2 separate regions of the Homo sapiens genome follow, and region 2 is linked to region 1. Evidence: read pairs that join two places in POLR2A ChIA-PET (ENCODE). Cell type or tissue: OCI-LY7. All regions are shown on one strand.

Region 1 (5,000 bases):
CACGGCTTTCAGGCCGTGTTTGCTCTGAGCCTGGCCTGATACCACTGAACTCCAGGCAAGGCGGGGCTCCCGGCCAGCTGAGATGGCGGCTGTTTTCAGGCCGAAGGGGACCTGGCCCCCAGTCCGGCAGCCTGAGCCATTCCACAGCTCCAGAGGCTTCTCGTCAGACTGCCCTGTGAGCTGAGTGTCCTCTCCATCCAGGAGGTCTGAGGTGCAAGGGCTGGGCGGTCACCGCCTGACACAGGTCACTCAGGTCACTCTGACAGTTTCAGGGACGCACTGAGGTACATGGCATGGGAAAGGCCCTGGTCCAGCTCAGAGCCACTCACAGCGTGTGCCAAAGCCACGTGGGGAAACTGAGGCCCTGGTCCAGCTCAGAGCTGCTCACAACATGTGCCCCAATCACATAGGGGAAACTGAGGCCCTGGTCGAGCTCAGAGCTGCTCACAACATGTGCCCCAACCACATAGGGGAAACTGAGGCCCTGGTCCAGCTCAGAGCTGCTCACAACATGTGCCCCAATCACATAGGGGAAACTGAGGCCCTGGTCCAGCTCAGAGCTGCTCACAACATGTGCCCCAACCACATAGGGGAAACTGAGGCCCTGGTCAAGCTCAGAGCTGCTCACAACATGTGCCCCAACCACATAGGGGAAACTGAGACCCTGGTCCAGCTCAGAGCCTTTCACAGCGTGCATCACCACAGCCGAATGGGGAAAGTGAGGCCCGTCGATGTCCAGGAGACCTTGCCCAAGCCTGGTGAGGACCTGGGCCTAGCCAGCTCCAGAGTTTTCTTCTTCTCCCCACGGCAGGCATCTGACCAGAAATACCAGGGATCTCCCGGCCTGTCTGAGTCAAAGCCGAAGCTGCAGGATGGGGCAGAGTGGAGAGCTGAGCGCTCCTGGGGAGGGACAGATCTGGGATCCAGCGTGAGCTAAGATTGACTGAACAGCTGCCTGAGAGAGCAATTCCGTCCATCTCCAGCTGTTTCTATGGAGGCAGAGTGGAAGGGCTGTGGGGCAGGCACAGAGGTGACCCCAGCCAGAGCCACCCCCACTGGCAGGTGGGAATGCCCGCCGGTGAATAGCGGCAAGTGTGATGGTGCCTGCCCACTGCACACCTGGTGCACACACGTGTCAACCACCTAGAGCGTGCCCAGCCCTGTAGCCAAGGGACTCACCACCCTTGCTCTGCGGGGGGTGCTCCAAGGCACAGTAAGACTGGTCCATGCCAAGTGAGGGCAGTGCCGGCTCGGCCAGCCACCTGCTCCAGGTCTCAGCTCCCGCAGCTCCACCTGACTTCCCGGTGTTTCTAGGGGTCTGAGGCCCCACACCAGCACCAGCCTCCAGCTAGTGGCGAGGGCTGTCGCTGTGTCTCCAGGCAGTGAACGAGCCTCTGGAGGGTCCCTGGAGGGGAGGAGAGGGAGGACAAGAGCGCATCTCGTGGAGGAGGGGCAAACACACCCTGGGGGTAGATGCAAGGCTGAGCCAGGCAGGCCAGGCAGTGTCTGCTGGGGACACACGCCGGAGCCCCTGGGGGGCCAGGGCCTCAAAGGAAGCCGGAGGAGGAGACCTGGATGATTACTCAAGTGTGAGAGACTCAAGGACACCCGCTGCAGCCAAATTCTGTGTGAACAATGATTTGGAACGCGGCCGCGCAGAGGTGAGCCGGCCTGGGTGGTGGAATGTGGCATCCAGTCCGGCCGCATCTCTCCTTCCTGGCGACTCCACGCTCACAAATTGCCTGCGCATCTCCTCTGACATTCGTCCCCCTCGAGGGTCTGCTTCCCGTGTGCTGCCTGCATTCAGAGGGTACGTCTGTGCCTCATGCAGAAACTAACACCGCTCAAGCAAACATTTGCTGAAGGGACGCAAATTATAAAGACGCCATGGGGAAATGAACCGAGTCCAGGAGGCAGAAGAAAACACATCCAAGGACCCAGAGCAGAGTGAGCTCGTTTTCCTCTGAGCAGGTCTGAAGCCGTGACGGGGCGCACAGGCCGCATCCCTGAGCATGGCGGGCACGGGGGCGATGAGAGGGAGAAACCTTGCTGCCCACACAGGTGGAGAGGCTCAGCTGCAGCGTGAGGATCCTGGGGGGCTGCCGTCAGCCGTCTGCATGTTATTAACTAAGAAAAGGTCTTGGAAGATAAAGATTTTCAGACCCAACTGGAACAAACCAGCACACCTAGAGCTCTGCGTCCCTGCATCCTACGAGTCCCGTTGAGTCTGAGCAGAGCACAGAACACAGAACTGCGTCAATGACTGAGGCAGATTCACCCACACAGACCAGGTTCCTCCTACAAAGCGCCTTTTGCCAAACATAAGAGGACTGAGGTCCAGGTTCCTCCCGCAAAGCGCCTTTCGCCAAACATAAGAGGACTGAGGTCCAGGTTCCTCCCGCAAAGCGCCTTTCGCCAAACATAAGAGGACTGAGGTCACACAGCCTGTGTTCTCTGGGCTGAGTGGAATTACAGTAGATTCAGTAAGAGAAAGATAAGAGGAGAATCTCCAAATGTTTAGAAATTAAGCAATTGTGGATTAAGCAACACACTTCTAAATAACCCATATGTCAAAGGAGCCACAGTAGAAATCAGAAAATGTCTTGAGCTGAATGAGGAACACACAGCATATAAAAGCGTCCAGGATACAATGTCTTGAGCTGAATGAGGAACACACAGCATATGAAAAAGCCTCCAGGATATGCAAAACTAGCCACCAAAGGGAAATCCACAGCTTATTGAAAAAGTTCCACATTTAAAAAGGGGAAATGCTGAAACCAATGACCTATGCTTTCAGCTCAAGAAACTAGAAAAAGGACATCAAAATAAAGGCAAAGCAGAAGGAAGGAAATCATAGTAAAATGTATGAAAGAGAAGACAGATATAAATCAGAGAAAATCAACAAGACCAAAATCTGGTTCTGTGAGAAGATGAATAAAGTTGATAAACCTCCCAGCAATGTTGATCATTAAAAAAGAGAAAACAAAAATCATCGCCAGGAGGTACAAAAGGGAGACATCACTGCAGAGTCTTATGGACACAGGGGAGATTACAATCACATTATGTGCTTTACATCAATAAACATGAATTTTTGATGCAATGAACACATTTCTTGAAAAGTACAATTTATCAGAATTAAGACAAAAAGTCAAAAAATATGATTTATCAAAATGGACACAAAAAGAAAAGTCCAAACAGCCTAATATTTATTAATTAAATCCATCATTTAAAACCTTTCCACAAAGAAAGCTCCATGTCCATTTGGTTTCACTGTTGAATTATCCTATAAATTTCCGCCACACCCCTTGCTAGATTTTTTTTTCCTAGGTATTTCATATTTTTGATGCTGCATGAATAGTACTGTTAAATTAGCTTTCATTTTCTAAAAAGTGTGTTGTTCGTGCATAGAAACCCAGTTCACGGTGGCTTGTTGGCTTTGTAGCCAGCAGCCTTGCTGAGCTAACTCTTGCCGGTTCTGAGAGTGTGCGAGGAAGACCTCTGTGCTGCCTACAGGCGGGAGCTGTCTTGCATCCTGAAGATGGGGCTGAGGGTGGGGGCCGGTGGCCGAGGTTCCTGCCTCAGAGGAGCCTTCCTGAGTGCCAGCACCTGCTCCAAAGATGAGGCTGAGGGTGGGGGCAGGTGGCAAACGTTCCTGCTTCAGAGGAGGCTTCCTGAGTGCCAGCACCTGCTCCTGCCGGCCTTACAGATGCTACCTATCAGCTTAAAGGAATCTGCTTCTATTCTACGTTTCCCAAGGGTTTCCCCTCCCGAAATGCGGGGGCCACAGGCGAGCGCCACCACTCGGCTACTGTTTTTTATTATGTTTTTTAGAGACAGGGTCTCACTATGTGGCCCAGGCTGGTCTCGAGCTCCCAGCCTCAAGTGATCCTTCTGCCTGGGCCTCCCAGAGCGCTGGGCTGGTCTCTGCACACGGTTGGATTCGGTTTTAGTGCTTCCAGTTGTGTTGGGCAACGGGGTGGGCGGGTTTGCCCGGGGCGGCGCGGTCCCTCCGGGTCTGTTGGTGCCCGGATCCCGGAGCCCCGGGCGGGGGGAGGCCACTGGCTTCGCGCGTGACCGCCAGGTCCGCAGCGCCTTTCGTGGCCGGAGACGGGGCGAGGCGACCGGAGGTCTCGGCCCAGGGGCGCGGGGGAGCGGGGCGCGGGGCGGGGCGGCGGCCGGGAGAGGGGCGTCCACGGGGGAGGTCGCCTGTCCGCGGACCGCTAAGACACCGCAGCAGAGGCGTCCGGGGCGGGCGGGGCGGGCGGGGCGGGAGGGACAGGAGCGAGAGGGTTCGTGCGCTCAGCGGGACGGAAGCGGTTGCGGATGCACATGCGGATGCGGAGAGAGGCCCATGGCGAGTTCGGCGGCGTGGCCGGCCGGGCTGTCCCCGAGGGCGGAAGGGAGGACGCGCGACCCCGACGGGCACTGACGGGCCGGCCGGGGACGGTGCTGGGAGGGCCTGCCGGGCCTTGCCAGGTCCCCCGCGCCATTGCCCTGGGGTGGACTGCGGGGCACAGAGACTCTCCTGCGGCGCCGTCCCCAGCCCTTCGCCCCTCCCGGCGCAGCCCCCGGCCCCTGAGCTCCCCACCCAACCCCGGGGCCCCTGAGCTCCCCACCCAACCCCGGGGCCCCTGAACTCCCCACCCAACCCACGGGGGGAGCTGCCGCTTCAGACACAGGCCCTGAGCTACCCCCGCAGGGGTGTCACAGTGGGGGGGTCTGACTCCAACCCGGGCTGGTGCCCTCAGGGAGCCAGGAAAGGTGAGTCTCCGCGGGTGAGGAGACCCCAGGCCCAACACGGACAGGACGGACCAGAGCGCGGGCCTCAAGTCCTGCAGGCCCTCCAGCTCCAGGCTGGTCAAGAGTCTGTCCATCTCTGAAGAAGAGGAAAGGTCCCACCTGAGGCCTCAGAGGCCACCCGGGAAGGGAAGGGCTGAGCTCTAATCTGCTTTTGAGAAAGACATTTGTATCCCCCGGATCCAACAACCAATAAGAGTGGC
Region 2 (5,000 bases), 230 kb before region 1:
TCTGCACTACCTCCAGCTGACCATGGCATTCAGTTGAGAAACCCCAGGCCCCCTAGGGTCACTGAGACATGGATGTGTGGGGACAAAGGGGCCTGGGGAACAGTTGGCCTGCGTTCGGTGCCTTGGGGCACTGGAACCATATTTCTGAAAGTAGGATGTGTTATTTCTCACTAGAGCCTTCCTCAGTGGGGAAGTGGTGACACTGTGTCCGGAACTGGTGGGTTCTTGGTCTCACCAACTTCAAGAATGAAGCCGCAGACCCTCGCGGTGAGTGTTACAGTTCTTAAAGGCGGCGTGTCTGGAGTTTGTTCCTTCTGATGTTTGGATGTGTTCAGAATTTCTTCCTTCTGGTGGTTTGGGGTATCCCTGGTTCAGGAATGAAGCTGCAGACCTTCACTGCGAGTGTTAGAGCTCATAAAGGCAGTGCGGAGCCAAAGAGTGAGCAGCAGCAAGATGTATTGCAAAGAGCAAAAGAACAAAACTTCCACAATGTGGAAGAGAACCCAAGCAGTTTGCTGCTACTGGCTTGAGCAGCCTGCTTTTATTCCCTTATCTGGCCCCACCCACATCCTGCTGATTGGTTCATTTTACAGAGAGCTGATTGGTCTGTTTTACAGAGAGCTGATTGGTCCGTTTTGACAGGGTGCTGATTGGTGTGTTTACAACCCCTAAGCTAGACACAAAAGTTCTCCAAGTCCCCACAGAGCACTGATTGGTGCATTTACAAACCTTGAGCTAGACACAGAGTGCTGATTGGTGTATTTACAATCCCTTAGCTAGACATAAAGATTCTCCAAGTCCCCACCAGATTAGCTAGATACAGAGTGCTGATTGGTGCATTTACAAACCTCGAGCTAGACATAGGGTGCTGATTGGTGTATTTACAATCCCTTAGCTAGACATAAAGATTCTCCAAGTCCCCACCAGATTAGCTAGATACAGAGTGCTGATTGGTGCATTTACAAACTTCGAGCTAGACATAGGGTGCTGATTGGTGTATTTACAGTCCCTTAGCTAGACATAAAGGTTCTCCAAGTCCCCACCAGATTAGCTAGATACAGAGTGCTGATTGGTGCATTTACAAACTTCGAGCTAGACATAGGGTGCTGATTGGTGTATTTACAGTCCCTTAGCTAGACATAAAGGTTCTCCAAGTCCCCACCAGATTAGCTAGATACAGAGTGCTGATTGGTGCATTTACAAACTTCGAGCTAGACATAGGGTGCTGATTGGTGTATTTACAGTCCCTTAGCTAGACATAAAGGTTCTCCAAGTCCCCACTAGACTCAGGAGCCCAGCTGGCTTCACCTAGTGGCTCCCACACCGGGGGCAGGTGGAGCTGCCTGCCAGTCCCGTGCCATGTGCCCGCACTCCTCAGCCCTTGGGTGGTGGATGGGACCGGGTGCCGCAGAGCAGGGGACGGTGCTCACTGGGGAGGCTCGGGCTGCGCAGGAGCCCATGGCAGCGGGGAGGCTCAGGCATGGCGGGCTGCAGGTCCTGAGCCCTGCCCCGCAGGGAGGCAGCTGAGGCCCAGTGAGAATTGAGCACAGCTACAGCAGACCAGCACTCCTGGGGGACCTGGCGCACCCTCCACAGCTGCTGGCCTAGGTGCTAAGCCCCTCACTGCCCGGGGCCGGCAGTGCCGGCCGGCTGCTCTGAGTGCAGGGCCCGCTGAGCCCATGCCCACCCCGAACTAGTGCTGGGTTCCCGCCTGTGCCTCTCCCTTCATACCTCCCCACAAGCCGAGGGAGCCGGCTCTGGCCTCGGCCAGCCCAGAGAGGGACTCCCACAGTGCAGCAGTGGGCTGAAGGGCCCCTCGAGTGTGGCCAGAGTGGGCACCGAGGCCGAGGAGGTGCCGAGAGTGAGCGAGGGCTGCCAGGGCTGCCAGCGTGCTGTCACCTCTCAACACCACTGCGTGGTCCTTGGGCTGGGCCATCCCGGGCAAGTCTCTGGTAAATGGTGAGCGTGGTGTGTATCGCTGTGGTGCAGGCAGGGAGGTGTAGGGGCTGGATGCAGAGTGAGCAGGTGCCATGAGGACAGCAGCCTGCCAGCCTGAGTGCCTCAGCCATGGGCAAGGCCATGTCTCTCTTTCCTGAAACTTGTTCCTGTGGCGTCTTTCAGTTTATAGAGGTAGAGAGTACAGTCAAGCGGACCCGCAGGTGCCAGTCACCTGCTTCAACAGTGAAGCTTTTGCTAACCTTGTTTTATATCTCACATGCATGTGTATCCGAGTAACCTTTAAAAATCTCGGACATCGGGAAATTTCACCTGTAAATGCTCCAGTTTGTGTCTAACAAACTTTTATTTTTATAACACCATGCTTTATCTCACTTAAAAATATCTCACTTAAAAATTATATAGCCATTTCTTAACATCCTGTATTCGTTCTTATCCATGTGGCCATTTCCCCAATTTTCGAAACAAGTCTCTACAGATGCGTGGCTCACATCAGGAGCCCACGTGCCATGGGGCTGCTGTGTCCCTGAAGCCCCCTTTCCTCCATCCGTTTTGCTCCCAGGCCTTTGACTGGTCAGAGAAACTGATGCCTTTGCCCACAGGAGGCCCCTCAGTCTAGACTTGGCTGGATTTTTCCCCAAGTGCAACAGTCTCCCTTGTGGGAAGGCTTTTGATAATGAATTCAGTTTCTTTGATAAAAAAGCTATTCTGTTTCTCTGTTTTCTTGTTTCTATTTTCATAGGTTGTATTTTTCTTCTTCTTCTTCTTTTTTTTTTTTTTCCCGAGATGGGAGTCTCACTCTTGTCACCCAGGCTGGAGTGCAGTGGTGTGATCTCGACTCACTGCAACCTCTGCCTCCTGGGTTCAAACAATCCTCCCGTCCCAGCCTCCTGAGTATCTGGGACTACAGGTGTGTGCCACCACGCCCAGCTAATTTTTGTATTTTTCAGTGGAGACAGGATTTCACCATATTGGCCAGTCTGGTCTTGAACTCCTGACCTTGTGATCCACCCACCTCGGTCTCCCAAAGTGCTGGGATTATAGGCGTGAGCCACCGCGCCTAGCTGATAGGTTGTGTTTTTCAGGAAATTGGAGTATTTCATGTAATTTGTCATATTTCTTGGAATACAGGTGTTTACAGTGTTTCCCACAATCCTTTTCCCATCTGTAGGGTCTGAGTGCTGCGCCTTCCTTCCTCACTATCCTGGCCATTTGTGTCTTCCTACCTCTTCTTCATCAGTCTTCCTGGGGCTTATCCCTTTTATTGATCTTGAAAAGAGTCAGCTTTTTAATTATTAATTTTCTCTATTGTTTGCCTGTTTTTATTCTATTAAAAAAAAATTCTGCTTTTATTTTTACTACTTCCTTCAACTGACCTTGGGTTTACTTTGCTTTTTTTTCTATCATCTTAAGACGGAAACTTAGGTCATTGATTGTAGACCTTTCTTACTTTTTAATGTGTGTTTAAAGCTATGTATTTTCTGTGAGCACATGCACAGACCCGGGCATGCACAGACAGATACACACTGCCAGTAAGGCTTTTGGCCTCTCATTCAACCACCCCATCTGGCTTAGTGATTCAAGGGTGTCTCCCTGGGGATTTGGGGCTCAGTCTCTGGGTCTTGGGGTGCCTTGTGCAGCTAAAGTTCCCTTGGGAGGTCAGGCCACACCCTATCTACAAGTCTGAAATGGGCTGGGTCCAGCTGGTCTCACAGAGAGCCTTGCCAGGGGTCCAAGGATGTGCTTTAGTGAGAGACGTGGGTGCTGACTGTGGCATACACTCATCCTGGGCGCTATCTTGCTGCATCCCTCTTGCAACCTGCGTCTTGTTTGTAGGTGGCTGTCTGGGGCTGTGAGTGGCCGTTGAGGCTGTGAGTGGCCATCTGGAGCTGGCATGACTGTCCAGGGCTGGGAGTGGCCATCTGGGCTGTGAGTGGCTGGCCGGGACTGTGAGTGGCCGGCTGGGACTGTGAGTGGCTGTCCAGGGCTGTGAGTTGAGTGGCCATCTGGGCTGTGAGTGGCCGTCTGGGGCTGGGAGTGACTGTCTGGGGCCATGAGTGGCTGTCTGGGCTGTGAGTGGCTGTCTGGGCTGCAAGTGGGCATCCAGGGCTGTGAGTGGCTCTCCAGGGCTGTGAGTTGAGTGGCCCTCTTGGCTGTGAGTGGCCATCATGGCTGTGAGTGGCCAGCCAGGACTGTGAGTGGCTGCCCAGGGCTGTGAGTTGAGTGGCTGTCTGGGGCTAGGAGTGTCTGTCCAGGGCTGTGAGTGGCTGTCTGGGGCTAGGGGTGGCTGTCTGGTCTGTGAGAGGCTGTCCAGGGCTGTGAGTAGAAGACTTTGTGTCCCCCTGTCTGCTCCGTGGCCTTCCCAATCCTAAGGGATTTAGGGAAGCAGTGCTCACTTCCCAAGAGGCCTTTTCTGAGAGGCCCTGAGTGTGCCCAGTCACCAGAGTGGGGGTTCCATGGGGTTCTAAGGCCTGGACACACATGTGGGGGTTCAGGCTTCTACCATGGGAGGTGCTGGAACGTGGCAACCCACGTGTCCACCCGGCACACACTGCCAGCCTTGCGCCCCTCCACTCATCAGGAGGACAGGTCATAGTTCTGAGTAGTGGCCTCTCTCTGCCAGGCCCAAGGTGTGCCCTGTGGCCCTGCTGGCATTCCCCAAGATCCCCTGCCATTGGCCCAGCTTCTGCTGTGGCCCAGCCTCCGAGTTCTCCACCTACATCCCTGAGTCCCCATACCCCCAAAGCCTGGGTCCTAGATGGCCTCCCCCACCTCCAGGGCCCAGAAATCCACAGACCCACAGAGCTGCATGGCAGCCCCATTGGCCCCGGGTGTCCTGCAGTGAGGGATGAGGATGTCACTAAAGCCCACAGTCACTAACCCTGTGCTGCACGGCCCACCTCCCTGCTCTAGCACATGCCCTCCAGACACGGGTGTCCTCCTGTATTGCACCTTCATGGCAGGTGAGAAGACAGGCTGTGATCGGACCGTGGTCAAGGCAGTCCACGCCAACATTCTCCAACAGCCCCCAGATGTGCTTGACA

The links. Peaks named below come from ENCODE experiments on the same cell type or tissue, not always from the same donor. Only the 100,000 strongest peaks of a DNase experiment are listed, where the experiment ranks them.
Region 2: POLR2A ChIA-PET joins it to region 1 with 7 read pairs; 2 of 35 experiments call an interaction of 5 or more read pairs at or near these places.

The regions. Positions count from the first base shown.
Region 1 is chr5:527,840-532,839 of GRCh38, reverse strand. No RefSeq gene overlaps it. Among named protein-coding and RNA genes, the nearest start is that of MIR4456, 5.5 kb to the left of the region's middle. In OCI-LY7, no CTCF peak of the experiment used is centred here; a DNase peak (open chromatin) is centred at 2,689.
Region 2 is chr5:761,110-766,109 of GRCh38, reverse strand. All of the region lies in intron 4 of ZDHHC11B (zDHHC palmitoyltransferase 11B (putative)), which reads left to right. Among named protein-coding and RNA genes, the nearest start is that of ZDHHC11B, 21 kb to the left of the region's middle. In OCI-LY7, no CTCF peak of the experiment used is centred here; no DNase peak of the experiment used is centred here.